Regions from separate parts of the Mus musculus genome. Here all the other regions are linked to region 1. A link is a loop called in an ENCODE intact Hi-C map of the cell type or tissue named here. Cell type or tissue: left cerebral cortex. All regions are shown on one strand.

Region 1 (4,000 bases):
CCAACAAACATCATTTTCCTCAAAATTGAATAAAGGAAAAGAACATTTTACAGAAAAAAAGAAAAACCTGATAGTGAGATAGGGGAAATTGTATACATGTGTTAGAGCCACAGTAGTAAGTTTATCATAAGAATAATTAAGATATTTAAGGAATCAACATGCTAATCAGTCAGAAGAGAACACTAGTGCAAAGAGGGAGGCAGGAAGTACATGCTAGATGTCCCTGTAATGGCATAGGAACCCGGTGTGACTTCCTTTGCTTTACCACCGAGAAGCAGGTTCCATTAATTTTAAAGGTTACTTATGATCACATGGCAGAGAAGAGATCTCAACAGGTGTCTGTAGGGTTTCAGCTCTGAGCTCTTTGTGACAACAGAAGACATTTGACAATGCCAATTCTGTAAGCTAATATTTATCAAACAGTTTTTGAGTGCTGGACTCGCCTGTTGAGATTTTACTTGCATCTAATGATTTTATCTGCTGTTTATGTTGTTGCTGCTTATGTTTACTTTGTTTTTGTTGTGGTTTGAATGATGAATGTTGGCCTTAGTTTCATGTATTTAAATACTTGGTATCCAGTTGCTCTTTCTGCTGCTAGTGCTGCTACTTAAGGAGGGTATGGTACTTTCAGCACTTATGGAGTGCTGAGGGAGCCTTAATGGAGGAAGTGAATCATTCAGAGTGAGCTTTGTATGTATATAGCTAAAGACAGTTTTAGTTTATTCTTTTTTATTTAAATTATTTTATTTATTTATATTCCAGTAGCTGCTCCCCTCCCTCCACCTGCCACAGTTCCTCATCTTATTCCTCCTCCCCCTTGCCTCAGAGAAGCAAGTTGCTCCCCCACTACCAGGCCTCCTCCTTCCCTGGGGCCTCAAGGCTCTCAAGGATTAAGTGACCTTCTCCCACTGAGGCCAGATCAGGTAGACCTCTGCTGTATATGTGACAGGGGCCTCAGATCAGCCCATGTATGCTGTCTGGTTTGTGACTCAGTCTCTGGGAACTCCCAGGGATCTGGGTTAGTTGAGATAGCTGATCTTCTGATTCCTTGGATATGTGTGTGTGTGTGTGTGTGTGTATGACCTTAGCTAAAATGCCCAACAATGGGGAAAGAGACCACCTCCAGTAGATAGACAGAATCTCAAATAGAGGGAAAGGGTTACTAACCCACAGTCAAAATTCCTGAACCAGAATTGCTCCTGCCTATTTGATTCTTTTTTTTTTTTTAAGACAATAGATTTATTCTGGGCATAATCTTAACATAAAGTATAGCTTCTCAAAATTCATATGCCATGGGATAAAATTTTAAGGATTTCCATTCTATGCAAACACCTAGCTTTAATCACTGAAAAGGTAAAATGAAAACTGTTTTAGTCCAGTCTATTCTGCAAAAACAATGATAAGCATTTTAAAAGTGGTCTACAAAAATACAAAAACATCCATGAATACCTGATTTTTGTAGGGTCTGCTTTTGAAAATTAGTTTTGCATTAGTGTTTAATATAGTATTTGATAAAGAAAAATGTATAATATTTGTTGTGGCTCTATTTTGAGACAGAATTTCACTATGTTTCTTTGACTGGGTTGGAACTCTAGAATTTGTGTTTTCCCTAAGCTTTTTGAAACATGGGACTATGGGGACCCAACAGAGATACAATTCTACCCATGTCATTGCTGTACCAAAGAATCCTTAGAGAAATGAAAAAACAAAAAAAATCAAAAAAAAAAAAAAAAAAACCCTCAAGGTGGATTTGCTAGAATCCTAAGAAGGGTGTCTCTCAGTGAAGCTAATTAGGAGGCAGTGGCTTTCTGTTATTCTAAGTGCAAAAGTTTGTAAGAATAGAGCTTGAGCCAAATAGGAAGCTTCGAGTTCATTGCGCAAGAGTGGTCATAAGGATCAGAGAGTTAAGACTATAGGGACAATTACTTAACTAACAGCATACTCAGCTAACATGGAGCCTTGGGTAGGATAGGTGTCTTCCTCAAATGCTGTTCCATTCCCAGCTAGGCATCTGCTTTGGTGGGAGAGCCAGTGGAGGAGAGTTCCCACCTGATGTACAAATGGGGGCAGAGTGGGCAAGGAGGAGGACATGACTTCGATCCTCTGGGCACTGTGAGCTCCTACTGCTCCCGAGAGGGGACTTCCAGCTTTCTTACTTTCCCAATAGTGACTCGCTATTCATGGACAAAAGCATGAGTCAGCATGTCTGTGTCTTGCCAGACGATTTCTGTGTTTATACATCCATATGCTGTAGTGCCTCTCTGTAACTCAGCTCATCTCTCAGCCCTCAGCCACAAGGATCCTGAACAGAGCCCTCCTCCTCTCTCTGCTCCTGAGTACAGATCCATCTTCCTCTGAGAGAGCCACGCAGCTCCAAATACAATTGATTCTAAGAGAAAATTGCCCACCTTTTAGAGTAAATAAAGTTGAGAACGGGGCTGAGCAACTTCATTTCCACTTCCTAGCAGAGCGACTGAAGGCTGAGCTTCCTTCGACTTCAATTGCTCTCCTGAGAAAGTTTTTATTTAGCTTAACAGAAGAAAGCACAGTTTCTAGACCATAGAGGAGGAAAAAAAAAAAAAAAAAAAAAAAAAAGAACATTTCAACTTTGAATTAAAATCTCTCTCTCTCTCTCTCTCTCTCTCTCTCTCTCTCTCTGTCTGTCTTCCTGTTTCTGTCTCTGCCATACTCTTTCCCTGCCTTTCCTTGTATTATTACCAATAGTCAATTATAGCATTATGAACTGTCAACATAATAGATAGAAGTGTGCCATATAAATGACAAGAGAAAAGAATAGGGACAGAACGAAAGGCTCTGAAATATCTCTCTGAAGGCACGTTTGTAAATGACAGAGGAAGCGTTCACAGAGAAGATGGCAGACAAAACCCCAGGACCCTGTGAGGTAAAGACTGCACCTTATTTTCTGTAGAAACTGATGTTTGTGCGCCAGTGAGCAAAGAGGCTAACAAAAAGACACATTGAGTAATGGCCCTCAGATGTCTGTCCTTTGTGTGGCACATGTTGGATGTTACATAAAGCGCTCCTCCCTTTGCCCTCCTACAGGCTTGATATTTCTTTCTTTCTTTTCTTTTCCCTTTTCAAGGATTAAAGGAGACCATCCTACGTGGAGCTGTCAGGCATCAGTCAATGTGGGTTGAAATTAACCACAGAGAGTGACGCCCAACTGGGTTTAATCTGAAGGGAAAACGAAGACACTGTACTCACAAGAAGTTTAAATAATAGCATCTACATTATTTATATCCCCAGGCTTTAATCCAAATAACCAATGGAACAAGAAAAATAAAAAGAATAAAAGGTTGTACACAGTGTTTTGTGCAGTATAGGTGTCTCAAACTAATGAGCCTTCTGGATCCTCGTGCGCTTCTGAATATCACCAGGGGTGATTATAGCTTGCAAAAAAATAGACCAAAAAAAGGCATGCCTTCCTATGTCTTGGGCTGTAATTAAAGCCACAAGCCATCAGAAAGCAAAGAGGCCAGCTGCAGCCTTAAAACCTTTAGCACCCTGGCATTAAAAATAGATTACAGCACAAAATATGTACCCAAAATAATACCAATAAAAAATTTGCACATTTGATTACTATAATTGATTTTTTTCCTTCTAGATATGAATAAATGACCCAGGCTAAATGCCAGTTCCTTGCAAAGAATTTCATTTAAGCTTCACTGAATTGAAAAGGCTCAACCAGACTCAACATTTCCAACTTCCTAGCAAGTAGCAGAAAATCTACCTGACAGTTGCTATGGAAACACGAACAGGAAGAGTGAACCACCAGCCTATAAATCCACAGAGAAACCTTTCTTAATTGGAAGGCCTTTAACCCACACATTTTTCTCATAGCTGCAGAGCTTATTTCTAAAGAGATTATTAAATTCCTCAATTGACTTATGAAGGATGCTTCCCACTATATTACTGTGCTTTGGGTTGCTCATTCTTTATATCTGTTTCCAAAATTACAAAGCAGACCAGGGATAATAAA
Region 2 (4,000 bases), 130 kb before region 1:
TGTGGGATATTCCAGTGTCAGCATGGAAGGATCTAAACCAAGAGATAGGTGCCAGCCTGCACCAATGCAGTGCAGAAGTGACTATCAGGATCTATAATTGACTCACTCACAGCTCTCCTTATTTGGACCATTGACACAAAAAATCTACCATACCTGCTTTTTTCTTTTCACAGGAGTTACTCATTTGCATCATGGATAAAGTAAACCAACTACACTATTTGAATGGAATAATTCCTTCTCTCTTTTTAAAGTTGAGGAGACAGACTCAGGAAATTAAACAATAAAACCAATGGGAGGAGTAGAGATGAGGTTTCACGTTTCCTTACATTTTTATCTATGTCTCTTATCTCTTTTCTTGTTTCTCTTTTATACCCAGTAAACACAGGTTTGAAGTCAACCTGTATTGACAATTTAAATACAAATATACATACGAAAGAGAGAGAGAGAGAATGGAAATACATGCACATAGAAAAATAACCCAAGCAAATATGGGAAGTGAGGTGAGAACCCTAATTTCCTTATCACTTGACACAATACTAAGTTAATCGAGGCTAATCAATTGAATTATCTTTACTAGTTTCCTAGGTAAACTTACAATACATCAGAATTATTTTGACAATCAAGGTGCAGCTTTTTAATTTTTTGACCCCCGTCCTGCCTCCCAGATTTGAACATACTGCTTGTTTGGTTGATACTATGTCCATCCTTAACAATAAATCCTGCAAACATCTCATCCTATCTGTAAGACATAATTCTTATGGCTTTCGTACGGGCTTTATATTTTCACTCTGGCATGTTGATAATTTCGTCTGTATGTTGGTGTGAAAAGTCACAATGTGCATTCTCTTCATCCGATATTTTCTACTTCAACACCTGTGCAATTATAAGGTGTAAAGTATTCCCACATGCCGCAAGGGCTAATGATACATGCAGGGATACTGTGTAAGAGCTTCAACTCGGAAACTGTCATGTCACAGCCCTTCAGCAGGGAGAGCATAAAAGACCCTCTAACAGCTATGTTTAGGGATCGGAAATTGGGGCCACTGATGGTTCCTTATGTGCTGGAAAAGTGGGTAGGGCAAATGTGACTTCAGTGTTGTTCAATGTTTTATTAATGAGGGAGGCATCCTTCAGTTGCCAAAGTCTACAGAATCATCAGTTGGTTACTAGTTCAGGGACAAAGTCGCACAGTGAAAGCCCTGGTTTTACATGGTGTTCAGTAAGAGAGGAAGGCAGCTTTCACACAGAAGACCTTTGCGTGCTCCAAATCTTGTTAAGGGGAGAGGCTCAGCTTATCTAATCCTATTCTTATTTTGTGCCAGAAATAAAATTCTGGAGAGCTCTACTGATCTTCATTTTCATTTGTTCATTCAATTAGAAGTTTGTGAAAAAGAAGACCCTGACTTTGAACATTTGAACATTTAAGGAGAATTTACCTTTTTCATAATTAAGGAACACAGATCACTGATTCTATGCAGTCACTATGGAGTTGGTTACTTGTTACTGGGCAACACATTATTCCAATTCTTACTGAAACATTGCTAACAGACAGTTACTGGTGTGGAGCAGATTTTTAAAAAATGAACTATTAAATCCACAGCGTTTTCTCCCGTTGTAAAGAGGCAGACATTATTTTAGCAGTTGACATTTCCTAATGTTCTGAAGTCTTTTAGACATTTCAAGTGGTTCTGGGGGCATTGGTGAAGACCCAAGGGCGGCAAAGTTCAGCGCTGTTAAATGTAGAGATGACACAATTAGACAGAATGGCTTCAGAGAACAGTGGACGCACTGTCCCACTCTCTCTAAGATGCAAAGGTAACAACCTTCAAACAGCCACAGGAGACATAGTCTTTAGCAGAGGCCTTGGTAGACAGCTGTTAACTACTGCTTCTGAAAACTTCCCATTCTATTTCTGCTAATCCATTTTCTTCTTAAAACTAAGTAAAATCTATCATAGCTTATAAGCACAGAAGAGGATAGCAAATTATATTCCTCGATGTTTTTATATGTATTTAAGAGCAAGTTTTAAAGTCCTCACTTCTAAGTTTCTTGACCCAGATCTAAGCCAGCCTCAGAAAGTCTAAGCATTTCCATGTGCCTTCCTTCCTGTTTCTGACACTCAAATCTGCATAAGATCAAAACTTCCTACATTGAGATGTACTTTTAAATGACATGCATAGTGTTTGATAGTAATGACAATGGTGATAATATTTCCAGTTTTTTTTCTCTACAGTATTAGCCTACAATCTAAAGTGTACAGACGACAGGTACTAATTAGCAGAAGCAAACTGCACATGCACCTAAAGAAGGGATGTGCTATGGTCTACGGAGAGCTAACCTTGAACTCTCATCTACAGCGAACAGTCAGCACACAGGAACATCGTAAGAAGCCCGTTCTAGACGCGGGAGAGAAGCCTGCCTCTGGACATTTACACTGTGTTTCATTTTCTCCCCTGTCCCTGAGTAACAGGTACTGGCACTCCCCAAGCAGTTCCAGTCAGAGTGTGGAGAAATACTTGTTGAGTTTAATTGGATTGAATTAAAAATTGTCCTTTCAAAGAAGCAAGTTGGCATCTCAAGTTTAAGGTCTCCAAACGATAGAGGCTCTCCTCCACGACTGTCTAATGAACCCCTAACTAGTCACAGATAAAGAGGGATTAAAATCACTCTACAGAGCACTCGCTCCAGTCTTTCATTATCTGGACTACAGAAGTCTGTGATAATTATACTGTTCCATAAACAAAAGAAGTTTAATCCTTGTATTTCCTGTTTAAGAAGTAAACATCAAAACGTTATGATGGGGACCGGTCCTATTAGAATACATGATAACACCTGTCAGGCAGCAACTTTGAGGAAGTCAAGACTTCTGAGAGGACACTGAAACTCCAACCCCAAACAACCAAACAGCTCCTTGACAGAGCGGAGCAATCTCAGTCTTGCTGCAGCTGGGCATCGAATAGTCAGTTTGCAGAGAGAAGCATCATCAGGGTGCATAGGGATGCCGTTATTCCTTGTTATAAGCATGGCGCGGAGGTCATACATCAGGCAATTATACCTTTTCATTACAGGCTAACCCCTCACAGCAGGGAAGCCACGCTTATGACAGCATTAGAGAGACAAAGCCTTCAGCTTTTTTTTTTAAAGGAAAATCCAAAAAAAGAAAAAAAAGATTAAAAATTAAATTCATTTTCTTACCAGCACGTTGCAGCACCAACTCGCTCACGGGAATGTTGCTTTTACAGGTTTCTCTTTTAATTATCCTGGAAGCAGGGAGACAAGGGAGGGGGGAGGTAGAGAAGAAGAAGCAGGGTGGTTAAATTAGCGTGCTGGAATCTTTTCAGTTTGTCGCAGAGAGTAGAAAAATTAAAAAAAAAAAAAGGGAAAAAAAAAAAACTCAGTAATTTAAATTTGCTCTCAGTTCAGGCTGCACCGCTGGGTACCGCCCCTTCTTCCCGCTGGGTTCCATTACCTGCAAGGCTGGGACTGACCGCCACTGTTCAAACACAAAAAGGCAGCCAGCATGCTGGGACCATTCTGTCTGCTGTTTGGGTCTCACTTGTCCTCTCAAGTGAGCATCACCACCACCACCACCGGGAAGGTGTTCTGCAGCTCCTTTCCGGGCACTCCCATGCCATTCCTTACCATGGAGCTGAGCACACAGAGTTGGGGCTTTGCTTACAGTATGCTTTGCTTTCTTACCCCACTTTATAACGTTATTTATTGCAACTATATCTTTACTAATATTTTTTTATCTTGTGCCATCTTTTGTATTCCTTGCTGTCCCCTCTTCCCCTCTCTAAAACACTGTCTCCCATCTTTTCCTTTACAGCACAAACATGAGCACATTACTAAACACAGCAGAAGACATGTCAAAATTATAAGCGCTCCCATTCCTTCTTGGACTTTTTGACTTTCTTTCGTTTTTGAGCTTGCAGTGTTGAGATACTTGGTGCGAAAGCCTGCCTAGAACCAAGTTTCTAAAAGCACCAGAAACTTCTAA
Region 3 (4,000 bases), 480 kb after region 1:
TCTGCTGGCAAGCTCTCTTACAGGGAAGGTGCGCAGATATCTTGTTTTTGGACCTCCTCCTGGTCGAAGAAGGAGGCCCAAAACAGGGCCTCTCTCAGAAGCTGTGTTGCTTTGGCAGTTCCCAGAAGCTGTCAGCTTCTGTGGTGCAGACTCTCACCTGTGCAGACTAAATTCCTAAGTTCCAGGGAGTCCTGGAACCAAGATGGCGACCGCTGCTGTTGAGGCTGAGGCCGCCTCCCAAGCCAGGCGGACACCTGTCCTCTGGTCCAGACGGTGGCCGGCTGTCTGCGGCCCGCCAAGGGTGCTGCCTCAGCGGCTTTGTGCTTCTGCCTGTCCCAGAAGCTGTCCGGTTCTCTGGCGCACCCTCTAACCTGTTCAGACTAATTTCCTAGGTCCCGCGGAGTCCCGGAACCCAGATGGCGACCGCTGCTGCTGAGGCTGAGCAGCTTATAGATTTTTAACTTCTTTAGAAGGCCACTGACTAACATAAAGTCAGTACAATGCCTGTTTGTGCTATGATGCTTGCAGAAAGTACAATACAAAGTCCTATTGTATGTGAACAGGGGAAATTTCAAGACTCTTAATCTTGGAGTAAGGTGGATAGTAATGAACTCCATTTATACTATGTATTCCTAATCTGGGATTAGGTTTAATTTTTCAAGTAAGTGCAATGAGAGACAAAAATGTAACAATTTAAATTAATCAAACCTTAATAACTTGCTATTGTAAAAAGCAGTGTTACTTAACTTTCTTGGGCGCTTTCTGAAAATAGTGAATTGGAGTATATTTTCAGATCACACTTAGCTGTGAAGAACTGAAACTACGGATAGTTTGAAACCATAATGCATTAAAAATGGCAACTTATTATCTGCAGAGAAATCAGGAAAATTACCAAGAAGGGTATAAGGAAAAACAAAAAACAAAAATAAAACAAAACAATAGAGTCATTTGTATTTGTAACCAAACTGGAAAGGGTCATCTCCGGCTATTATTCCTTCCTACCAAGAATTTAAAAACCTTATCATAAAACAGAGAACATGCAGAGAAAATTTGTGAAATATTAAGCAAAGAAAACAGACAGAAGAGATTTCAGGAGACAAGAGGTGAAAAAGTATATTCTGTGAATGAATGGATAAATGGGCTGTCACATGCTTTGGAACACTGCCCAGTTTGACTCTTGACAACATAGCAGTATAGGTAGATATTAAATGATTAAATCACATTTAAAAGTAAAACTAAAAAATTCTTTGTACCATTTCACTTAATTCGTACAAAATCATTGAAGTGAGAAATTACAGAGATTGAGAATACAGCTATGATCACTAAGGGTCAGGCCAAAGAGAGGCAGGAATTGTGAAGGTTAGTTAAGGGTTGGTACAAAGAATCTTTGTGGGAACAACATTACACACTGAGTGCACCAGATTAACCCTATCTCTGTATGTGTCGATTTCTCCAGGATTCACACCTACACAAATCAATACAAGTGGTCTGGAAGAATTATGGATAAATTCCGTGTATTATTCAGATGTATTCACCACCACTACAGCTGGGCAAGATAATCTGATTGTAGAAAGCTGGAGAACAGTCACACTTACTTTTTTTTGGTGACATCTTGAAAATGCATAATTATTTCAAAAGCTTAAGTCAGTAGAAGATGCTATGTAAAATGCTTTTAAAAAAGTAAGAGTAAGTCTTCAGTTCTCTCAGGGAGGAATCTTAGAGAGGAAACAGGAACAAATAACAGAAAGAAAACATAATGTCATAGGATTTATTGGTGTTAAATATAAATGTAGCACAGAAGGAGACATGAAAACTTGGGGACAGGTGACTGTTGTCCAGCAGCACCCAGTGCACCTTTTAGCATACAAAACCACAGTGACGAATCAGAAAATGGGTTCTGCTGTGTCAAAAGAAACGCAAGAATCATGGACACAGATATTATTAGTCCATTTGTTTGGAATTTGAACTAAGACCAAAAACCTCTGTGATTACATACGTTAGGAAAGTGCTTGCCTGGAAGGGGGTCCCATTTGGCTAGAAATGCGCCCAGGGGAGCTCTCCAGAGTGATGGGATTAATGGACACCTTGGGAAGTGTGTGGGTTCCACAAGTACACGCTTTTGTCACAACTAATCAAATGCCATACTTAATATGAGTGCATTTCTATGGATACAAATTATACCTTCATTTTAAAATGTCCTTTAAAAGGAACTTTAAGATTGCTCTCTCGCACTCCCCTATGAGTCACTGCCTGCACTTTCTGAAGCCCACGCAGCATCTGGATCGCTGGAGAACAGAAATGCGGAGCAGTTCTTGCAGGCACTTTGAGAACTTTAGATCAAAAGGCCTCCAGTCATTATTTTTACATGGTTACAGGTTGATCACAGGCTCTTCAAGAGTCAACCTCGTGTTAACCTCTACATAGTGAAGAAAAAAACCAAAAGTGACAAAGTTGCCAACATGTGCTTAGAAGGAAAAGGAGACTTTGAGTACATGTTAGAGGAATGCAGACAGCTTCCTATTTTTTTTTTTTTTTTTTTTTTTAGAAAACAAAATAACAGAAGGGATTATCAGACCTCTGCAATCAACACTTCAAGTAGACTTTAGGAAAATGGGAACATCACAGTCACAGAAGAATTTCAACCTAATTCTCGTCTGTCTTCAGAAATAAGCAAACACACATCACACAAAAGGAGCCTACTGAAAGGACAAACTATGCTGAAAGCATCCCTAGGTATCACCTTTAACTCCTGAAGGCGTATTTCTCATTGCTTTAAAGGCTGTGACCATACAGTCTTGGCCGAGTTGAACTGTTCCCTGTGAGACATGTTAGCTGGGAAGCCTGCTCACTGCTTTTATGCTTTGATTTGATTTGTCTAAGGATACAGAATGGTTCATACTAATAAATAAAGAGGCCATGACACAATGTCACTGACAGAATTTTATGAAACACGACTCATTGTATCATTGTCTGTTATATATATTTATTTATTACACTCCAGATTTTATTCCCCCTCCCCCTGTCCACCCTCTGACTGTTCCACATCCCATACCTCCTCCTCACCCCATATATACATATTATATATATATACATACATATGTGTGTGTATACATATATATATATATATATATATATATGTAATCAACTGAAATAAAAAAAAAACAAAGAAATTAACAAAAACCCAAGTCTGAAAATGTGTTTTCAACTTGTTGCAAAGAATAAACTCTGTTAAGAGGTAACTTGAAGCAAGATCATGATTAAAAAAAAAATGTCCAATGGGCCTCTCTTTCCAGCGATGGCCGACTAGGCCATCTTTTGATACATATGCAACTAGAGTCAAGAGCTCTAGAGGGGACTTTTGGGATAGCATTGGAAATGTAATTGAGGAAAATATGTAATAAAATATTTTAAAAAAATAAAAAATAAAAAAAATAAAAATGAGGCTTTCTTAAATGTTGGTATTTGGAAATGAATAACAATTAGACTTTAAAGCCCCTGTCTAACACGGCATTTTACAATATTAATTGCTCACTTACTGACATGTTCTCATTTGAAAAATGGTTGACATGTTTCATTCATTCCTTTTATTGGTTTGGTGTCCCATTAGCCATGGCTATTAACTCTTGTATATTAAAGGGAATAAGCAAGAGTCCATGTGGTTGCATTTGTTGGGCAAATATGCACAGAATGCAGCAATAATTCTGTTTAGATTTTGAGAAAGAAATGAGAGGTCTCTGCCTTTGTAACCTTTGTTGAATACCTGTGTGAGATGGTGAGGGTACCACCATGATATAGATTTACTCTACCTGTGTTTTGTGCCTAACCCTCAGTAAATTCTCAAACCTAATCTCATCTGTTTTCAGGAAAAAATTAATCCTTAAAAAACAATGGGTGAAAACCACATAGTTTGTAGGTAGGCATTTACAGAGGACTATGTGCTCATTGCGTAATCCAAAATGTAAAGATCACTTGGTGATTGTTTGTTTTGCTTGTCATTTTG
Region 4 (4,000 bases), 210 kb after region 1:
TCTAGGAAGATGCCACAAGGTAGCCTTTCCAAATGAGAAGCTCTGGCTCTCAGATGAGGTTTTTCAGAAGAGAATTCCAGGGTCTTGACTTTTCCCTGCCTCTACAGTGTAGTTCTGTACGATGCAGTTTAATACAGCACCAACTTCCTATGAACGGATCAGAAGCAGTTTTGAAAGTCAAATGTGCCAGGGGAGTGCTTCCTGTGCAGGGTGACAGCCATTATCCGCCCTCCTGCCTCCTCTTTAAGGCTTTCAGATACAGCAGCAATTCCATAAAGTCTTTCTATTCATCTCTGGCACGTCTATCTCTTGTCTCATTATAATTTCACTTATTTCTATAAAAGAAACTTGACAGCTACAGAACATTTGAGGGAAGAGAGGAAGGCGGGTGGTATGCGGGGGAGGAAAGAAGCAGGCAGCGAGAGGGGGGGAAGCAATCTGCACGTGGCTGTAAGTCCTCAGAGAACCCCTTTGGGTGACACCTTCAGAAAGGACTGCATAACAGCCATATGGCAGCATGGTCCCTTGGCATTATTTGCAGTTGCCTAGAGGCTTCTGGGTAAATGGGATAAAGTCCCTGCCACTAGCATAACAAAGGGGAAGCTCCCCCCACCCACCCCCACCCCAGCAACAGTATACACAGCTTCCTACAGTTATCCTGAGCAGGGATTCTGGCACCTGTAACTCCATCTGTGTACATTAAAAGTTATATGTGCGTATTTGAAGCGGCAAGTTCTTGCTAAGTTGTGCATCCATTTCTTTCCTAATTCTAAAAAGAAAAATTTTAAATGAAGCAAAGGAGGCTGTCAGCTCTAAGTCTTTGCTCCCATCATACTTACATGCTAATCCCCAGCGTGATGCTTTCTGGAGATAGGCTCTTGGGAGTTAAAAAGGTCATGAAGCTAGAGTCCTCTTGAGGGGAATTGCTACCCTGGTAAAAGGCAAAATAAAAACTTTGCTATTTATGCTCAGAGCACAAAAGAAACAAGAAGCATCCAACATCCTTTAACACAGCAGCAACTCTTACTAAGAACCCAACTGCACAGGCACCCTAATGTCAGACCTGTAGTCCCAGCTATGAGAAATAATCTCTATCCCATTAATTCTCTTGGTCTATGATGCTTTGTTATAGTAACATAAACTGACTAGAGAAACTCTCTATAACTTTTACATAACTGCATCCCTCTAAATATGAATTCCTAGCATACCCACATCCTTAAGCAACACCTCATAGAAACAAGAAAAAAAATAATAAGATTTTCATGCATGCATGTGTGTTTATGTCTATATATGTTCAGAGATACACATGTGTGAACAAATTCACATACATCTGAGCATGGGCGTGTGGAGACTAGTAGACAACCTCTGTGTTATTTCTTATGTGCATCCCACTACTTTGAGACAGATTTACTTACTGACTTTGGTTGCATGGGCAGGCTTGTAAATTTAGCCATCCCTGTGTCCACCTTCCCATTGCTGGATGATAAGCCGCTATGCTAGGCTAAGCTCTCTCACACTACTGCTTAGAATCCAACCAACCCTCCATGCTTAAAGGCAAGCACTTTACCAACTAGTCATTTCCTTAGTCCCAAGTCTTTCAATTTTGATAATATAACCCATAGTTTCTTTTAGGTTATTAAATGCATTATCTCTGTGATTTTGATTCCAAGACAAAGTATTTTTGCAGGCAAACCATACTATAATAAAATATAATAATTCTTTGATCACATAATTGTTTACAATCCAAAAATATGTAACAAAAATTTAAAATAGTTCTTACTGACTTATCAAATCCTTGATATATGGATTAATAGTATAATCTAAATAATTTGACTTGTGTTACCATTTTTGATGTACTATAAGCCAAGATTCCCCTTTTTTTAGGAAAGCAGGAAAGAAGTTTATATACTTGAAAGTGTGAATGATATATACCCATAAATATGTTTTCTCTGTAGCTTTTATTAGCTTCCTGTAAATTATCTGAAGATTTACTTAAAAACACAATTACAATTGTAATTTTTATTTCCTTAGAAATGTTATTAATATTTTTCTTGGATACATTCTAGACAGGTAAGGAATGGGTAAAATTTTATTATAATTAAGAAGCTGGTAACACCTTAGGAATAGGGAAGGTGGTAGGACTGATGGCTTCCCCTATGTTCAAGGATCTAACATAATGTGACCCTCTTGTACATTTTTACTTTCACTTAATATTGCCTCCATTTTTGTGAGTCCTATTGGTACAACTTTTGTCTTCCTTGGTGCCTTTAAGAATCATAAGCGATGTGATTATCATCACCATGAGAATAATTAACCATAGCTTTTTGGCACTCTAAGTTGGGAATGTATTATTTCAAGTAGTCAGGACTGAACTGCTAAACTCTTCCACTTTGAAACTGTAAAGGGCTCCCCCACCTGGATTCAAGTGCCTTAGTCATGCAGCTTCTTGACAACATTTGTAGGGAAGAAATAAAACTGTTCATATTGTCATGTGGGGAACTGAAGGGAAATCTCTTTAAAGATTAGTTGCCTATTAGGACCAATAAATAAAAAGAACTGAGAGATTGCTATACTGAGCATCAGATTTTTTCCATCGATGTATCACACTCCTTTGCAAAATGACTACATTGGTTTTTATTTTTTTTTTAAATTGAGACTAGAAGGCACTCATCACAAAGGTAAAATGAATATTTGCAGTCCTCACACTCCACTCTTTTAAGATTAGAATGCCCCAATATTTGAATGAAATGGGATTTTTATTTGGAGTATAGATAAATGGAAGAAGCTGTGCAGTACCTAGAGATAGCATATTCATTTACATAATCAGGGGATTATATTCTACATTTATGCTGATAACCTACTGTAGTCAACTGTATTTTACTAACATTTATTCAGCTTCTTAATATGAATTCAAGAACTCTCCAGGAATATTGCAAAGATAAACAATGAAGCAAATGTAAAGAGGAAGTACAATTTATATAAATTCCTTCATTTCAGAGATATTGAAATTGCACCATTGTCAATATGGCTCTATAAATATATAAATGGGACCATGATATGTGTGCTTATGAACTGATTCTCATATTCACCAATGAATATTAACTAATAAATACTAACAAACAGTCACTGACTCAGGGTGTTAGTCTATCATAATTATATATTAGATATATGTGACAATTTATTTAGCATATCTTTTTATGATATAGACTTTGTGATTGATCTTGGGAACAAAACTTCAGAGAACAAGCAGATTTTCTGATTGTTCAATTAAAGTTTGACCACTTTGATAATTAAGTAAGAATTTAGATAATCTATAATCCAACAAGTGTATAAAAGTACAAAAACCCCTCATATTTGCATACTAATGACAGAGACAAGACTATACATTTATTGAATGCATGCTTTAATGTAGCAGCACGTACATTTTAAAACAAAAACTGCAGATCTTTGGAAGGCAGCTCAAATCTATCAAGTGAATTTTGAGCTGTATTCATACTGTCTAGTGAGTAGATGGTCTTTGATTTGGAAGGTCTTAGCTGATCCTAAGACTTCTACTTAACCCTCTCATTCTGAGCATCGCTAACATGCATCTGTCTGCTACTTATCAACCTAAGTCTTAAAACTCTTTTCAGTGTACCTTTGAAACCTTTTTCATTAGAACCATTTCTGAACATTGAACAGCAACAAAGGAAACTGGTATACCTTGTTAACTGAGTAATATGTGAGCGGACAGTGAAGACACAATGGATCAAAAAAGTAGATTAATTTTAATTAATTTGGTTGACTCATTTTATTGTTGTTGTTGTTTGGTTGTTTTTTGGTTTTGATGAACTTCAATTGGTTTGTTGTTAGAAGCTTTAAGTGGTAAAAACAGAAATAGCCTTTGATGTTGAAAATTCAAAATATAGTCAGCCCCATTGGTGAAGTTAAATCAACTCAAGGGGAGAATAATAGAATGGCTCAAAAACCCAAAACTCTAGGCTATCCAGAGTTTATATGG
Region 5 (4,000 bases), 270 kb before region 1:
ATTTCTGTCTTCCTGTCATGTGAGTCCAAGGACTGAATTAAGTCACGAAGACACTTGGCAGCATGGTAGCATGTGTCTTTACCTTTGGGTTCACTTGTCCTGTCTTCTTTCCCATAATATTGACTACATATTAGATCAAGAGACTAGATGTTCTTGGAGTCATGTGTAATTTTACTAATGTCAAATTGAATAAAGAATCCCATGCCCCCTCTCTCCCTACTCATGATGGATTGTCCAGTTTGCCATCGACAAACAGATTTCCTAAGTTAATTATACAACAGAAAGGTGAAAAACATATTTCATATATCTATATCATATATATCTCTATCTCTATCTATCTATTTATCTATCTATCTATCTATCTATCTATCTATCTATCTATCTATCTATCTATCTATCTATCTATCCATCTAGTGGTGTGTGTGTGTGTATGAGAGAGAGAGAGAGAGGGAGAGAGAGAGAAAGAGACTGAGTGTGTAGATATAATTAGCAGGTCTCATGTGTCTTTGGACTCACTTATTAATCTATAACTAAACCAAGAAATCGAGTTAGACAAGGGCAGAGATGACATTGACTTGCAGGGAATGAGCTTTTCAATCAAGCTGGAGTTTTAGGAATGCTAGTGGTAAATCAAAATGGTCTTAGTTATGTTTTGTTAGGGCGTATTACAACTGTACTTTCGTGTGACTTTGGGGTCAGAAAGACATCACTGAAGCAACATGGTGCCACTTCTGTAGCTTAATGTCGAGATAAATTAATCTGAGATGCCATCTCATAACTTATAAGTGAGGAACCTGAATGGGATGAGGCAGCGGTATGCAGTCTCCTCGAAGTAACTTTAGTGGAGGAAGTAAGGGTAGGAAACGCTGGTTTGGGTGTGTTCTCTTGATATGTGCAACTTGAGGTCAGTTCTGCTAGACATCTGCTGACGGATGCTCTAATCAGTGTTGTTGTGTCAAAATGAGATGCAGAGTTGTGGTTGCTTTTATGAGTCTGGCAATGTCTCTGCATGCCATCACAGTTAGCCTCTCATTTCTAGAGGATCTCAGAGAACAAAAAGAATAAGTAACAAACCTGAGCTGGCCCACTAGAGGTGATGTCTCCAACTTTCCTCTTTTCAACTCACACCATAGCTAGATCATGGAAGCATGTCTGAAGACCCTATTCCAACCTGACTGCTCTGTCTCTACTTGGCTAGAAAGGAAAGGAAAAGCAATTATGTCTTAAGGTCCCTTTTGGTCATCTGACTTCCAGACATCGTAGAACGCTGATTTGTGAAAATGTCTATTTCAGACTCAGTCATCACTACCCAACTCTCGTTTCTCAACTGCCCTCTTAACCACAAAACATGGTCTGAGGCAGAGCCACTAACACGTTTACTTTATGCCTTCCATATTACAAGTGTGACTATTTTTAATGACCTTTAAGAATCTATTATTGGATCTTTCACATCCTACAGAAAGAGCTTTCATTAGCATGAAAGAATAGTTTTCTGTAAATTAAGTAGAATTGCATCAAACAAAAATGACTTTCTTCAAATTTCCAACAAGAAGCCTGTCTAAAGATAAATTTAAGATTTTTTTAAACAAAAGTTCTTTTGCATTAGCAAAAACAACTTGAAGGCATTATCATTTTAAATGAACCATCAAAAAGTGTGACTTCTAAAACAGAATACCACCGTCAAATTGTAATTTATATAAACTTTCCAAAGCCACTCACAGAATGAAGTGATGTTCACATGTATTTTACATTTTAGAATGAAAACTTGAGGAGGAGGGAAGTTGGCATTATTTTAAAGAAATGTTAAGGAGTAGAGGACGTGAAGATCTGTGCTTCTGTAGGAAGAACATTTTCAGCTTTGAAAGCACACACAGCTTATAGATTCAGGACTAATGAGGGATGCTTATAGATACAGGTCTAACGAGAGATGCTGCACATTGTACACACTCTATCAAGCTAGTAGCATATTTGTATTGATAGCTCTTGTTTAACTAACTGGAGAATAACAAGGCTCATTGTGTTATTTCCTTTTGTAGTTTTGATCAAATTGTCAAAGGGTGGTTCAGGCTGAACTAGTTATCTTAATTGATACAATGCACAGCAAAATACATTGATCCATAGGAATGGGTTCCAGATCAATTGTCCTTTTGAAAATAATATTTACATTTAGAAGGGGCCCTGGATACTCACTGATCCCAAAGGTTAAAGCTAATTTTCCTTTAACCATAGTGATTAATGCATCTTTGGTATCCTGAGTGGTTTTGAATCAATACAGAATATCTTAAGGGATTCATTTATTGCTTCTCAAAGCCCACCTTTGAGTCTAGGAGGTGCAGAAGATGGTGAAGCCATTATTTTCACACACTGACAGATGGGAACAACTGAGTCACAAGCCAGTTGGGTGATTTGGCTAAAACCAAAGAATCAGATATGATGGCTACAGTCTCAGAATAGTGTTCTCAACTCCTACCTCCCATCTGTTCCTTACAAGAGACTGAAAGCCAGTTTTCTGCTACTCTGCAAGACACATCTATTTATTCCATTAAAATGGTTCAAGCTGGTCCCAGAAAAGTTTGCCTTGTCTATCTCAGCCCCACACTTCTAGTTCATACCATATCTGGAAAGGGGAGTGTGTGGACAATGATACACGGCATCTTTATTCTTTTTTTTGTTTGTTTGTTTTTTGGTTTTTTTTAGAGACAGGGTTTCTCTGTATAGCCCTGGCTGTCCTGGAATTCACTTTGTAGACCAGGCTGGCCTCGAACTCAGAAATCCACCTGCCTCTGCCTCCTGAGTGCTGGGATTAAAGGCTTGCGCCACCACACCTGGATGGGATCTTTATTCTTGATGAAGGAAACAGTCCTTAGCTGTTTTCCGTGGGTATGGAAATGGGTACTCTGCATCAATCCTTTTTTCATTCTAGCCTTCTACCCTATTTTGGTGATAGATGCTATTTTATAGCATCCTGGTTTGACACTCAAGGCACAAATTGAAAAGGACAGAGCAGATGTCAGCAAAGCACAGTATTCACTGAATTGTAAAGAAAATTACCGGGTTCTAGATTTGATTGTGACTAACAGAGTCTATGTGATATTTAGATTGTAATTTTCTTCTCTGGACTTAGCTCTGTGACCTGAAAAGTAAGTACCTATAGTAGATTAGTGAGGCTGCCCTGACAGGAAGATGGCAGAGGAATGCTACAAGAATGGTTTATCAACCAGAAGGGAAGAACTCAGTCCCTTACAGAGAGTACATCTGTAAGAAGAATGCTGTGCATCCTGGCTGGTTTAGACCAGTACCCCTGTCGTCATAGGTCACATTTCATGCAATCCTCATTTCCAGATGAGTTAACATTTAGAACATTAAGTGTGTTGATTTAAGGGGTCACTTGGCTACCTCTGCTATATTTTCCAAAAAAATCTCAAGGGATTTTAATGATAGGTTTTTCTAGTTAGATTTTGTTCTTGTTAAGACTCTTTGCTCTTTTTTCAAGGAATTAGGGACAAGCGAGGGAGACCTGTGACAAGGTAGAAGCTCTGGGACTTTCCTTAAATCTTACCCTGGGGCTATAGAGATGGCTCAGTGGTTAAGAGAACTTTCTGTTCTTCCAAAGGACCAGAGTTCTAGTCCCATTGTCCCTGCTGGGCAACTCACAATCTCTTGTAACTCCAGTTTCAGAAGACATGGTCTCCATACAGATATCACACACACACATACACACACACACACACACACACACACACACACACACACACACACACACACAGAGAGAGAGAGAGAGAGAGAGAGAGAGAGAGAGAGAGAGAATAATCTTTTAAAAATAGTCACACCATTTACTTAGTCCTAGTGTGAAGCTAGATGGGCTTACCCAAGAAGTACTCATTAAGTTGAGGAGAGACTAGGAGAGCTGGAAATTCATTGATTATTGATTGATTATTGAATGTAAGTAGGGAGCTATTTGTAACACTGAGTTACATTTCTGTGATTTCATTCAGATAGT
Region 6 (4,000 bases), 91 kb before region 1:
CTATATTCATCAAGGAAGTAGGGATCTCAATCAAGAATTCACTTCTGGGCACACTGTGGGAGATAATCTTGATCTGTAAATGATGTGGGAGGGCCCATTCTACTGTAAGCAGTGGGCAGATTGTCCAGGGATGAAAGGAAAGCTAACATGGCTAGAGAAATCGTTCAGTAGTTAAGAGTGCTCACTCTTTCAGAGGTTCTGGGTTTAGTTTCCAGTATGTATGAACCATCATGGTTCACAACCATCTTTAACTCTTTCCAGGCAATCCAATACCTTCTGAGTTCCAAAAACACCAGACTTTCATATGGTTCATATACATGCATGGCGACAAAACAGCTATACAAATGAACCAATCTGATTTTTTTTCCAAAAACTAACTGAATAAAACCTTGATAGCAAGTCAATAAGCAGCCTCCCTCTATGGTTTAGCCTCAGTGCCTGGCCTGTCTTTGCTTGGTTGTTGTAATGTACAATGATCTATTTACTCTCCTAAGCTGATTTTGGTCACAGTGTTTTATCACAACAAAAATGAAACTAGAATAGTACATTTATATACTTGTTTATTGTGTATGTATGTATTGTGTATGTATGTATGCTTATATGTGGGGGCACACATGCATGCATAGCATATGACTGGAGGGCCAGAGGACAACTCAAAGAAGCTAGTTCTCTTCTTCTATTATATTCTATCATATGAGTCCTTCAGAGTAACCCAGGACTTTAGATATTGTGCCCAATGCCTTTACCTTTTGAGCATCTCACTGGCCACAGTCGATTTCATTTGTTTGCCAAATCATACTTGGAAACAAACCTCTCTTAGTAAGTTTAAATTTGACTTGGTTCAGTAATTGAACTTGAAAGGACTGAATGGTGTTCTACAACACTACTCCCTGAAATAAACTTCCTCTACCTTCAGGAGGTCATCTATGTATTCTTGCAAGAGTATCATGATGTAACCTCTGAACTGTTGGCATTGCCTCCCAGAACAATGGGTGGTGAATGTGACTGCACCCTTAAGTTCGCAACCACTCCTCCCAGACCTTTTTGCAATTGTTCCCTAATTACGTGTGGCCCAGTAGGTCTTAGATAGGGGTTAAATTCTACGAACCTTGAGAGGTTAATTGAGCGGGAGTCCACCTATGCAGACGCTGAGAAGCCATCGTCTACACAGAGTGAGGAGGTTTTTACTGTGGCTGCATATAACTCCTCCATATAACTGCCTAATAAATTTCTTGGTTCTCCAAGGTGAATTTTGGTGGGACAAACATTGGTTTGTCATTCTGACCGTATCAGAAAAATGACAGCTTTGCTTAAATCCCACCCCTGCTCCCAGGAAGAACATTTGGCAGTGATGGGTCACTTGGTGATGTCTAAGAACATGGACGGGAAGGCTGTAATCCAAGCATGAAGCTGTCAATGACAGGCACCTGCCACATTTGGAAGAGCGTCTTCAGCTGAAGCCTCAAGATGCTTCCTATCTTATTCTGCCAGAGGCAGAATGGCTTTGTTAGGTAATTTTTAAAGATATGTTCTGTATTACTTCATACGTATATGTAAGTACTTTCATGTATGTATATACATTCACATGTGTGCAGGTCCTCGGAGAGGCCCAAAGATCTGGTGTTAAAGGAGGCTGTGAGCTGCAGAGTTTGGCTGCACAGTACAGAACCCAGATTCTCTTCTAGAACAGCAAGTGATTTTAACCATTGAGTTGTCTCTCCAGTCCCCATTTTTGTGTATGTGTGTGTGTGAACCTACACAGGCAAAATTGTGTTACTTCATTGGCATCTCAGTAAACACACACACAAGAATCTGTCTACACCTCCACTCACTAGAAATAGTCATCGTTACCATCCATTTATGTTCCTTTAAGGTGAAAAAAATTTCAGCAGGATAAAGTAACATTGTTTGTCAATTGCTTTCTAAATTTGGAATCAGTCCAGAAAACCCACGAGGCAGTTAAACCCCATCACAGTTAATCTACAGATGATCCAGCCATGTGACTGTCCCCCACGCCCCTCGCTGCTGATCTTTTCATGTATTCTTTATAAGGAATCCACTGAACTTTAATTAATATGAAAAATTCAGGTTTTCATCTGATTTAAATGTGACTGACATCACGCTGCTTCTAAAAGAGGAACAAAGTACAGGCATGGGGGCGAAAAGAAAACGGAAAATCTGGTGCCTGCCACCGTCTTATGTTCCTGCTGCCAACATCACTAGCATTTCCATGAGGCATGAGAGGGACACATCTGTCATATCTGCCATACATTTCCATGTCAGCATGCATAAGCTGGGTCAGCCCTGAAATATGTCTATATACTGGAACAGACAAAATCAGTTCTCTGCCAAATGGATCAGCAATCTTTAATCACAAATGCCCCAGGTAGAAATGGCCAGAGTGATGTAGTTCCTCTGGGTTTGTGATAGATAAAAGTTTGTGGGGTTGTAAAGGAAGAACATACACACCCACACCTACATGTGCATGCATGCACACACTATGGTTTGCCTCTCTGTCTCTCTCTCTCTCTCTGTCTCTCTCTCTCTCTCTCTCTCTCTCTCACACACACACGTGCACACTAGGTATGCATTGTCATGTGATAACCCAGTTATCATTTTTAGGAACTTAATGGTATCAGATGTAAATATGTTCTTGCAGCCAAGTAGGATGGACTCCCTTTGTATCTGCTCTTAGCCATTAACATTCTGCTTCTGCACATCAAATTTCTCTCCCATTTGCACATTTTTCTTTTATAAGTGAGTATGCGTATCATGATGCAGGGACAGCATCTTCACAAGATCAATAGTGATTCCACAGAAATAGAATACAGTCTTAGCAAATCAGCAAAGTCAAATATGAGACTAGAAAAGAAGGTTGACCCACTGCATTTCAATGTTTTGGCCATTCCACCTCTAAAGTTGTAGTTGTCAATTAAAAAAGATATGACCTCTCTCTCCCTGACATTGGGATTTGTGAATCTAGCCCTCATCCTCACTAAGTCTTCTCATTAGACTTTTAGGATCAAGTGTTTCTTTTACAAGAAGCAAAAGCACTTTATTTTCCCCAGTGGCATCAACTAAAAGCTGCAAAAACAATCACATACAATACTAGAAGATCCAAGGGGAAGGAACAAGAAGGCTCTCTCTGTAAGGAACCACATGGAAGATGGCTTACATACTAATACTACACTGAAGTTATGAGTGCCTTACCATATTAAATTTAAAAGGTCATTATGTGGCCAGTTGTACAGCTTTCATTGGGAAAATAATGTCCCCTCCCTTTTTCTTTGTTTTTAGGCTTCTCCTCCAACAGGTTAGTTCAGTAATATATGTCTGAGAGCTTTTGATTAGAAAAATAGTACAAAAAATTAGGACTTTTGCCTTCACTCCCTCTGTGGGCCTTATGCTAGTCATTTAATGCACACCTACCTTTATTGCACAGTGGTGGAAGACAGAGAACCTTACAACTGTGATTATAGAAAAACGAATTCTTGTAAACTCTTAAGTAGAAAATGAAGATCCCAAATGTGAATCTTTGAAAGGCTTCTGAGATTTTCTCAAGTTCATTTCCTTACTTACAAGGGGACACATCTCAACTGATTTTAACAATCAGGAACATTTTTAGCCCCTGTCTTTCTTTTGTAACATTTGGTAAGTACACAAGGAGGAATTTCCATGTATAAATATCAAAATACATGCATACCACTTAAATAGCTGTACTTTAAATAACAGAATTGGAAGCAGAATCAAAATAGTTTGATTCTAATGTTGAAAAGAAAAAAAGGGACAGAGCATCTGAGGCAGCCCCCTTTTTGGGCTCCAGACACCCGGCCACCTTCCCTGCCAGAGGATAAGTGTCCTTCTGGCCCAGGAGGGCTTTGCCTGAGCATCTGCGGGAGACATCTTGGATCCCTGACTCCACCGGTGAGAGTGTGGACTACAGAAGCTAACAGCTTCTGGGACAAGTCCTGTTTTGGGCCTTCATCCTCTGCCAGGAGGC
Region 7 (4,000 bases), 490 kb after region 1:
ATTTATTAGTTAGGAACAAGAAATAAATATCTACAGTTAATACTATCTCTTGCACGCGCTGGACTGGCCAGCAGTAACGACGCTGCAACAGGATCCTTCTGCACACATTTATTGGGAGAGCTTGATTGCAGAGGCACAGAGACCCCGAGCCCAGAACTGGTGCTGCTTATATAGGCCTAGGAGAGGCGTGTCTCACACCCGGATTGGTTATGCACTAAGCCTCATTTGCATGTTCCTCATCTGATTGGCTACTCTCTCTCTCTGTACCTCACAGAGCCTCATTATCATACCTCATTTGCATGTCTCACATCTGATTGGTTATACTCTCAAAGCCTCATTATCATGCCCGGGCCAGGCAGTATCTTTGAAAAAAACTTTACTGCATATGTACACATTGGTTGTTTGTCCAAACTTATGCGTGGTGGCCAGCAGTAGTCAGCGCCACTCTGCAGCGGCACATGTGGCTTCCCACAACTATCGTTTATCTTTTTTGCTGTTTTAGATAGTATATTTAAACAAAGACAAAGGGTTACAATGAGGCTTAGTGAGTAAGGACACTTGTAATCAGGCCTTACTGGTGACTAGGATTTAAGCCCCATGAAGATCGTAGTGGATAGAGAGTCTTGACTCCTGCGAATTATTCTGACACTATACACAATGGCATCTACACTTACAACACAAACATAGAAATAGACAAATAGTCATGATAAAAGATTATGAAGAAAATACTAAATTTGAACATATTCCCAAAGGTAATCTTAAAACAACACAAAAGCAATTGCCTAAAAAAAGCAGAACAAGACAGAAGCTCTAAAACATTTGTAAGATGGTGAAGAAACTGCTAAAAAAGATGAGGAAGTTTATTTACATTATTTATATATTTACATACATGGATGAAATAGCTAGCAGAAAAATATAATGCAAAGATGGCAAAACTCTAATAGAAAAGCCATTGAGAATAACAAAATTATTCAGAATACAGTGTGAGCTAATTCTTCTTTATGGCCCTCCTCCAATTCCCTATGACCTACTTATCCTTTCTGACCTCTCCATCATCATGTCTGAGTTCATGGGTGATGTTCCCAACTTTGCAATCCTCTCCTTCTGTGGTTTTCTTCCCATTAGTATCATTTGGTTTTTTATTCATTTAAAAAAAAAATACAAGGATTTTAGGCAAAACTGGTGGGTGACAGTAAACAGTTACAGGCAACTGTAAAGGGATGGTGCAGAGTCACTAGTTTTCTACATATGCTATGAGCATCTTGTCCTTGCCATTTCTTTATCTCTGTAATGAATATATGGTTTCCTGTGCTTTTCTATGAATTTCTTCCTTGCAAATCAACTTTGCATGTACAAGCCTTTGAATTATAAAGACATATTAGAACAAAATTTTAAAAGGGTGCATATGCAGCCTACCAGAGCCAAGAAGCTGATTAGGGTGATCTGGAATCTTTTACGACTCTGAATATAATTTAAGACACCATGTTGTTACTTGGGGGGAAGCCTTACTCATAACAGCAGCGCCATGCTGAAGAACAGATGCCAGTGCGAAGAGAAACTACGATGAAATTAATTTGACCTTTTTCAAGCCTGCAGAACATAAATCAGATATATTTAATAAAGATTGAGCTTGCAAGAAATAGCTTTGACTTCAGATGTGAAAATGTTTCCGTGAAGGCAGGATTTTTGTGCAGTTTGAATAGAGTTTAAATTAATCTGAAGTGACGGGATGTGTGGTTTGGGTGTGTGCAGCTTTTCCTCATTAGATGTATGTGGCACACAAACTAACACGCTTTACCCTTAGTGTCCCTTCAGATCATTAGACACAGAACAGGTATCAGTCTGCTATGCATCCAACAGAACTAATTTCTGATTGCAAAAATGGGATAACAGCATCCAGGGATTTCTTTTTTAGTAAATTCCCATTTAAGTCTATGACCTAATTTTTAATAAGATCCTTGCACTTTGGAAATCTTTACATATGAGAAACGATCCTTCCTCAAAATAAAAGCAAGATGATTGAAGTTTTTTTCTGGCTTGGAGAGAGGGCAAAAGTTTAGTCTGAAGGCAGAGATTTTAAAGATTAAAGTCAGGTTTGGCTGGAAGCCTGTGTTTATTTTAATGAAAGAATGGACAGGGGCCAGACTCATTACTATTGGAATACCTAGCAGCCCCTAAGCAATAACGAAAGACAGATGATAACGTGTGTACTAGTTTGCTAAGGCCATGATAGAAGGGTACCAAGTTCATTCATTCATTCTGCCATCATCTCTTCTTTCAAGTCACAGTCCCTACAGTGTGAAAGAGCTTGAGAAATTAAAATTGCTTCAGGAGCAGATGCTTCCTTCAAAATGTTCTTGTTCTTCACAGTAAGTCCTTCCTTCCTTCCTTCCTTCCTTCCTTCCTTCCTTCCTTCCTTCCTTCCTTCCTTCCTTCCTCCCTCTCTCCCTCCCTCCCTCCCTCCCTCCCTCCCTCCCTCCCTCCCTTCCTTTCTTCCTTCCTTTCTTCTCTTTTTCAAAGAGCAGAATTCAGCCTTGGGAGTACCCACAAGGTTTCTTTAGAGAATCTGAGCTAACTTTAAATGCATATTAAAATTACAAAGCCCAAGCAGGGAGAATTCATTTTCTAAGCAAAGCAAAACACATGAACAAAATACGGTGTGGAGTTGGAATAAGTGGCACAGGAAATGCAGTTCTAACCCAACAATGAATATATTTAAACGTGAACTAAAGTCTTAGAGAATAGCTCAGTAGGTAAGAAGTTCTTACTGGGCAAGCATGGCAGTGTACTCCATCTCCGGAAACCAGACACCACATCAATGTTGTGGGTAGTGTTGTGAATCTGTAATCTCACACAGAGAAGGAATGTGGAGACAGAATAACCAGGCTGCAGATCCCAATACATCTAGTTCAAAGTACCCAGGGTAGCGACAGCTATAATAAGAGAGACTGCCTCAAAAACAAATTGTGAATTTGGAACAGGAAACAGACTCCCCAAAATTTTCCTAGAGCCTCTACATAAACAATGTGATGCACACACATACACACACACACACATACACGGAATAAAGAAATACAAACATTATTTATAAATTAATTAAAGCCAAGGAGGAACAAAACATAGCTATATTTGCTTCGTACAAAGTTCAGCTTGATTAGAATATTCTTAACGTGTCTGTGGATGGGCTGTTGTGGTGTCAAGGTGGTAGCTAGTGAAGCTAAGTTCTCTGTCTGGATTAAGACAGCAACTACAGAAAACAAGAGGAGAAATGCATAGATGTGATATTCGCAAGTGTAGTTCGTCAGATCCATTTCTACTTGGGAGGAAATAAAGACAGAACTAGCACCTTTGCATAGTTCCTATTAAATGTTTGGGCATTGTAATAGTTTGTATATGCTTAGGCCAGGGAGTGGCACTGTTAGGAGGTGTGGCCTTGTTGGAGGAGGTGTGGCCTTGTTGGAGGAGGTGTGGCCGTCACTGTGGATGTGAGCTTTAATACCCTATTCCTACCTGTCTTGAAGCCAGTATTCTAGTAGCTTTAAGATGAAGATGTAGAAGTATCCACACCTTGGTCTTCCCTCTTCTTGATTTTCTTGTGTTTTGCAAATTGTATCTTGGGTGTTCTAAGTTTCTGGGCTAATATCCACTTATCAGTGAGTACGTATCAAGTGACTTCTTTTGTGATTGTGTTACCTCACACAGGATGATATCCTCCAGATACATCCATTTGCCCAAGAATTTCATAAATTCATTGTTTTTAACAGCTGAGTAGTACTCCATTGTGTAAATGTACCACATTTTCTGTATCCATTCCTCTGTTGAGGGACATCTGGGTTCTATCCAGCTTCTGGCTATTATAAATAAGGCTGCTATGAATATAGTGGAGCATGTGTCCTTAGTAACTGTTGGAACATCTTCTGGGTATTGCTGGATCTTCCGGTAAGAAGGAAGACCAATGTGTGGATACTTCATTCCTCCTTAGAATAAGGAACAAAATACC

What was found. Hi-C counts contacts between places; a loop is a spot of excess contacts. Peaks named below come from ENCODE experiments on the same cell type or tissue, not always from the same donor. Only the 100,000 strongest peaks of a DNase experiment are listed, where the experiment ranks them.
Region 2: a loop joins it to region 1, with 14 times the contacts of the local background. A loop is called at or near these places in 4 of 42 quality-filtered maps.
Region 3: a loop joins it to region 1, with 3 times the contacts of the local background. A loop is called at or near these places in 3 of 42 quality-filtered maps.
Region 4: it touches region 1 in a loop (6-fold over the local background); 3 of 42 quality-filtered maps call a loop at or near these places.
Region 5: a loop joins it to region 1, with 2.4 times the contacts of the local background. A loop is called at or near these places in 2 of 42 quality-filtered maps.
Region 6: it touches region 1 in a loop (4-fold over the local background); 2 of 42 quality-filtered maps call a loop at or near these places.
Region 7: a loop joins it to region 1, with 2.5 times the contacts of the local background. A loop is called at or near these places in 3 of 42 quality-filtered maps.

The regions. Positions count from the first base shown.
Region 1 is chr2:7,527,613-7,531,612 of GRCm38, forward strand. No RefSeq gene overlaps it. Among named protein-coding and RNA genes, the nearest start is that of 5031426D15Rik, 600 kb to the left of the region's middle. In left cerebral cortex, no CTCF peak of the experiment used is centred here; DNase peaks (open chromatin) are centred at 756, 2,246, 3,098 and 3,781; H3K27ac peaks cover 3,845 bases.
Region 2 is chr2:7,392,663-7,396,662 of GRCm38, forward strand. It overlaps a transcript of Celf2 not described here. Among named protein-coding and RNA genes, the nearest start is that of 5031426D15Rik, 470 kb to the left of the region's middle. In left cerebral cortex, no CTCF peak of the experiment used is centred here; DNase peaks (open chromatin) are centred at 36, 1,116, 1,743, 2,471 and 1 more place; H3K4me3 peaks cover 3,983 bases; H3K27ac peaks cover 4,000 bases.
Region 3 is chr2:8,010,780-8,014,779 of GRCm38, forward strand. No RefSeq gene overlaps it. Among named protein-coding and RNA genes, the nearest start is that of Gm30904, 330 kb to the right of the region's middle. In left cerebral cortex, no CTCF peak of the experiment used is centred here; DNase peaks (open chromatin) are centred at 1,556 and 2,273; H3K27ac peaks cover 2,463 bases.
Region 4 is chr2:7,734,106-7,738,105 of GRCm38, forward strand. No RefSeq gene overlaps it. Among named protein-coding and RNA genes, the nearest start is that of Gm30904, 610 kb to the right of the region's middle. In left cerebral cortex, a CTCF peak has its summit at 2,425; DNase peaks (open chromatin) are centred at 404, 1,355 and 2,416; H3K27ac peaks cover 2,048 bases.
Region 5 is chr2:7,253,761-7,257,760 of GRCm38, forward strand. It overlaps a transcript of Celf2 not described here. Among named protein-coding and RNA genes, the nearest start is that of 5031426D15Rik, 330 kb to the left of the region's middle. In left cerebral cortex, no CTCF peak of the experiment used is centred here; DNase peaks (open chromatin) are centred at 1,851 and 2,454; H3K27ac peaks cover 3,391 bases.
Region 6 is chr2:7,436,920-7,440,919 of GRCm38, forward strand. No RefSeq gene overlaps it. Among named protein-coding and RNA genes, the nearest start is that of 5031426D15Rik, 510 kb to the left of the region's middle. In left cerebral cortex, no CTCF peak of the experiment used is centred here; DNase peaks (open chromatin) are centred at 1,690 and 2,151; H3K27ac peaks cover 2,595 bases.
Region 7 is chr2:8,020,739-8,024,738 of GRCm38, forward strand. No RefSeq gene overlaps it. Among named protein-coding and RNA genes, the nearest start is that of Gm30904, 320 kb to the right of the region's middle. In left cerebral cortex, no CTCF peak of the experiment used is centred here; DNase peaks (open chromatin) are centred at 1,546 and 2,788; H3K27ac peaks cover 2,406 bases.